2 separate regions of the Homo sapiens genome follow, and region 1 is linked to region 2. A link is a contact called in ENCODE Hi-C or POLR2A ChIA-PET data. All regions are on one chromosome and are shown on one strand. The core of a region is the stretch at or near the end of the contact, and the rest is flanking DNA. Distances in the headings are between cores, read along the strand shown.

Evidence for each region. A loop is a pair of places that touch in the nucleus more often than their neighbours do. ChIA-PET counts read pairs that join two places held with the same protein, here RNA polymerase II (POLR2A). Pooled maps may share reads with other maps.
Region 1: a loop to region 2 is called in a map of naive thymus-derived CD4-positive, alpha-beta T cell, with 4 times the contacts of the local background. The contact joins two enhancer-like sites. A Hi-C loop is called at or near these places in 7 of 168 maps with a recorded cell type or tissue (B cell, CD4-positive, alpha-beta T cell, CD8-positive, alpha-beta T cell and 2 more) and 6 of 50 pooled maps. POLR2A ChIA-PET finds 5 or more read pairs at or near these places in 6 of 52 experiments (H1, MCF 10A, PC-9 and 3 more).

What each region holds. Positions count from the first base shown.
Region 1 is chr2:229,799,969-229,802,668 of GRCh38, reverse strand. It overlaps TRIP12 (thyroid hormone receptor interactor 12), which reads left to right. Exons shown (of 42, transcript NM_001348323.3): 21 at 210-417. Among named protein-coding and RNA genes, the nearest start is that of DNER, 87 kb to the right of the region's middle. Within about 2 kb of position 1,353, at least 4 of the 41 ENCODE cell types and tissues checked have a DNase peak (open chromatin) inside an H3K27ac peak, as active enhancers do.
Region 2 is chr2:229,851,477-229,854,176 of GRCh38, reverse strand. All of the region lies in intron 4 of TRIP12 (thyroid hormone receptor interactor 12), which reads left to right. Among named protein-coding and RNA genes, the nearest start is that of TRIP12, 69 kb to the left of the region's middle. RefSeq lists an enhancer at 2,663-2,700. Within about 2 kb of position 1,441, at least 7 of the 41 ENCODE cell types and tissues checked have a DNase peak (open chromatin) inside an H3K27ac peak, as active enhancers do.

The DNA.
Region 1 (2,700 bases), core at 104-2,603, 51 kb after region 2:
ATTTTTCTTTAACCTTTAGTTTTTATATTTTTTTCTGATTGAAGTCAAGTTGAAAACTCTGGCTCCTAATTTCTTTTACCTATTTGCCAGTTATGTTTTAGTCTTTTTGTGTATTATGTCAGTGTTGGTATTTAGGGATTTTGTAATGGTGGGGAGAAGGTTCTACTCCTGATTAAAACTGACTCCCTTTCATCTCTGTTATTATAAAGGTGTAATGCATCAAGTAAAACACTTAGCAGAATCAGAGTCTTTGTTGACAAGTCCACCAAAGGCATGTACGAATGGATCGGGATCCATGGGATCCACAACTTCAGTCAGCAGTGGGACAGCCACAGCTGCCACTCATGCTGCAGCTGACTTGGGATCACCCAGCTTGCAGCACAGCAGGGATGATTCTTTAGATCTCAGCCCTCAAGGGTAAGTAAGAATTGTGTTGTGATTTTTATTTCTTTGCTGTTAGCGCTGCTTTGGTACCTAAGAATCATATAGGGAGTAAAATGGTAACATATTAGCATATATATATTATATTTTTCCTTTTGTATTTTGTTAATGAGAATGGGAAGAAAACATTTATTGGAAACCTACTGTATTGGGCTGTGTTTAGGAACTGTAAGAGATTAGTTTTATTCCCACTGACATACAAGGAAACTAAAGTTCAGAGACATTTGTGACTTGCACGGTGTTACACACTTATGTTACTTGTAGGCTCTAACATTGTGGGATTTGAATTCTGGTTTCTGATTTCATAATCTTGTGACTATTTTTTGTGCTGCTGCATACATACGACCTCAGAGACATCCAGATATTAATACAGTTAAAAATACTGAAAATTAGAAGTCTTAGAATAAAGGCCAAAAAATACTGATTCCCCATTTATCTTTAATTGGCAACTGGGAGTTAAATACTTTGCTTTTAATAAGGGAAAATGAGAGTTCTTAAATTCTCTACTCCCATTTATTTATCAGCTTTTAATCTTTGTTATACCATGCTACTAAGAATGTTTCCAAAACTTCCATTGGTTTCCATTTTGTTGTGTTAGAAACAAATCACACTCTAAAAGTGTTTTTATTTCCTTGCTATTAGAAGCTTAATATTACTAGATGAGTGGTACCTGATGAACCAAATTCAGTTCTGAAATTCAGTATGTATTCACTTCAGTACTCTTTCTGGCTCCTTTTAAACTGAAAAGTAGATCATGCTAAAATATAGTAATAATAAGTGGGGTCCAAAAATTTAATCTTATAATCTGCAGGGTAGCATTGTCTTGTGCAGGCAGCCAACTCAGGTAGGAGAGGGGATGAGGGGAATTTGGTGCCACCTGGTGGCAGTTTTCTAGTCCAGCTTAAATATGAATTTTGGCAGTTTCAAGACTTCTGGCAGACTGAACTTCTGGCACAGTGGGTATTATTTTAGGAAACTGCTGAGTTTAACTGGCACCCATGTTGTTTGACCAGTCTGAGGAGATTGGGCTTGGAGAGTTCTGGGGACTCTTCCACATCCCTGATTCTGCAGTTGCTTTTGTCTGCCATTTTCCTTTCCAGCCTTGCTCTCTCCTTTACTTCCTTCCCAGCCCCATTCCTACCCACTAGCTGCTGCAGTAACATAAGTTATTGCAGGGTTTTACTGTAATGTAGGCATGGTGCCTGAGACATCATAGATACTCAGTAAATTACAGAGAGTGATACAGTTCAGACAATTGCAGTATTTCTTTCCCTTTAAAAATGTTTTCCTTTCTCCCTTTTTTCTTTTTCTTTTTTTCAAAAAGAGACACAGCATGGGGTCTTGCTCTGTTTCTCAGGCTAACCTCGAACTCCCGGGCTCAAGTGACCCTCCCTACCTTGGCCTCCGAAGTAGCTGGGACTACAGGCATGTGCTAGCATGCCCAGCTCAAATGCAGTATTTCTGAGCCATTTTAATTTAAGGAGTTGGAATTGATTATAGAGTCTAACAGTTGATTATGCCAAAGAAAGAGAAAATAACTTTTTTCTTAAAATATTTTTACATGGTTTTAAATAGTTTTAAGTGGTTCCATATTACAGCATGGTTGCAAATGAAAAATTCATGTTAATTTTTTTTAAATGAAAATTGTTTAATTACATTTTTCATCCTTTGAAAGTTCATTTTTCCTGATTGTCAAGCACATTTGAGCACATTATTAAGTATATTCCATAGAAATGTCAGGTGTTGGAAATTTTCCAATTTTTTTTCAGATTTTTCCAGTTTTATTTGGGCCACAGACCAACTAAACCACAACATTTTTCAGCCTTTTCATCTTATTTAGTTTTGTTATTCTAAAAATTTATTGCTGTTACAAACTATTTCTACTGTCGTTAGAACAGGCTACAGGTGTTTAATTTTGCAAATGATTCTAATTCAGAATAAATTACTCATACTACTCACTAGATTTGTATATAGGTTTAAAAAAACCAACTAAAATGTTCATAAATGCATTTATTTAGTATGTTATTGCCATTGTCACACTATGAAATTACTTTGGGTAGTATGTTAGAGGCAGATGAGTATTTTGACAACATGAACACTAAGGGTCATGTATATTTTACTCACGGCCATTTTGGTTATGGAAAAAGTGTGTTATGTGGATTTAACATTCTTTTTCAGGTTGGTGATTACCCGTTTATTTTTATTTTGCTCCTTTGTGTTGCATATTTGCTTTATGTACTTATATACTACTATTTAAAG
Region 2 (2,700 bases), core at 192-2,691:
ATTACCTCATGGCTGTAATATACATTATTTGGATGATGGCTAATACCGAAAGCCCAGACTTTGCCACTAAGCAATATATCCATATAACAAAACTGCACTTGCACCCCTTAAATTTACACAAGAAAGTCAAAACTAGGAATATATATACAAATAAAATTGCATAATTTTATATGTAAACATGTAACCTATATAAATGGATACATCAACATAAATGAAAACAAAAATGTCAATATTAATACATGTACATTGCTTTAAAAAATATTATCTCCTCATAGTTTGGCGAGGTTGGGCAAATCATTCAGCTGTAGTTATGATACCAACCCTATTACTAATCTTATTTGCAAAATAATAAGATTCCTCCTTGTGAAGCATAAATGAAAGATTTTCAAAGTTGTTTTCACATATGAAGTGCCATAGAATGCAGCAACATATTGTAATGTACCATGTAATGTTGAATTGAGAGTTATGGTCATGTATGTATGTATGTATGTATGTATTTTATTTATTTATTTATTTTTGGAGTCAGAGTCTCATTCTTGTCGCCCAGTCTGGAGTGCAGTGGTGTGATCTCTGCTCACTGCATCCTCCCCCTCCTGGATTCAAGTGATTCTCGTGTCTCAGCCTCCCAAGTAGCTGGGATTCACAGGTGCCACCACACCTGGCTAATTTTTGTATTTTTAGTAGAGATGCGGTTTTGCCATGTTGGCCAGGCTGGTCTCGAACTCCTGACCTCAGGTGATCTGCCCGCCTCGCCCAGCCAGGTCATGTATTTAAAGGGCTTTTGTATGCATCAGGGTTTTTTGTTTTAACGTTAATTCAGAGGCCAGAATTAGATTCAGTGGGTGGATGAAAGTTGAGAGATGGGCTTCTGATTAATACAAATCTTAGTAGAATAAAAATCTAAAAATTATATTAAAAATAGAGTAGGCCATTGTGAGAAATTTCACATTGGGTAGGTTTTTTATTTTATTTTGGATATCCTTTGTTTTCTTCCAGTTTTTAAGAATTGAACCTATTTGAATGTGATGTGTTTCCTTAGGTAAAGACTTATTCTAAGACATAATTGGTCAGTAGGAGAGCTTTCATAGTAAAGGAAATGTTTTAAAAATTGTAGGAACAACAGTATTTTTAAGATGCTTTATGAAAAACCATTCTCCATGTTCAAGTATTATTCAAGGAGATTCTAGATAAGCAGGAATATATTGAAAGCTGTGGGAAGACTTGCAGTAACTTCTTAACCCAATAATTTGCAAATTAATTTGACCAGCTATTACTTGGGAACCAGTAGTGGTTCATGGAATACACTCAGGAAATGATATAATACATTTAGTGAGGAAGCTTAAACAGGAAGACCTTGTTATTGTGCTGCTTAGTCAATTGTTGATAGACCAATGAACAAGTTCCCGGCGAGGCACTAGGGCTGGCAGAAGATCTAGTGAAACCGCTACTTTAGTGATAGACTTCCTGAAGCATTGCTGCTTGCCAGCTGTATCTCATCAAAACAGCTCTGAGACAAAGGTCATTCTGTGTTACTTGGTAAAAGTCTCCTGAGTACCCCAGAAAGAAAATTGTTATGTAACAATTTTTAATGTACATTAGGAAGTTATAGCTGTCTCTTGTTTAGCCTAAGTAAGTAGACATTTTTGCAAATTTTATACAGCATAAATATAAAACCAGTAGGGTAATATAATGATATAGATGGCTTCAAAAATCTTTTTATATTTTAATATACTTTAAATAATTTTATAATAGTTTGGCTTCAAAATATATTTTGCTAATCTACCTTCTTATAAAAGCTAATTTAAAAAAAAATTTGCAATAATTTCAAAGTGAGTAGATGATGATGGTATAGAATTATAAGAAACAATTGGTGATCAAAATCTGAGTAATTATGGAACCTGTTTATAGAAAAACTTAAGTTATATTTCCAGGCAGATGTTCTATTGAAGATCTACTTTACTCTCTATTATTTAAAGTGGACATCATGTGCACGTTATTAGTAACATAGCAGTAGTTAACAGCTTACTTTTGTCTTGAGTTTCATATTCTCCTGGTGACTTTGCATGTAGCCTGTGGTTTTTATCAGACCTAGACAAGAACCAGGCAAAAGCCAAATTCTAGAAAAGAGATTCTGATTAGATTAGGAAGACTTAGTGCTTTGGGCCCCTAGCACGGAGGGAGGAAATAAGAATGAGTTAAGCAGGAGAGATGAATTTAAGTTAGATACATGGTTTTGTGTCCGGAATTGGTGGATTCTTGGTCTCACTGACTTCAAGAATGAAGCCGCGGACCCTCATGGTGAGTGTTACAGCTCTTAAGGTGGCGCGTCTGGAGTTTGTTCCTTCTGATGTTCGGATGTGTTTGGAGTTTCTTCCTTCTGGTGGGTTCATGGTCTCGCTGGCTCAGGAGTGAAGCTGCGCGGTGAGTGTTACAGTTCTTAAGGCAGCACGTCTGGAGTTGTTCCTTCCTCCCGGTGGGCTCATGGTCTTGCTGGCTTCAGGAGTGAAGCTGCAGATCTTCGCGGTGAGTGTTATAGCTCATAAAAGCAGTGTGGACCCAAAGAGTGAGCAGTAGCAAGATTTATTGCAAAGAGTGAAAGAACAAAGCTTCCAGTGTGGAAGGGGACCCGAGCGGGTTGCCACTGCTGGCTCGGGCAGCCTGCTTTTATTCTCTTATCTGGCCCCACCCACATCCTGCTGA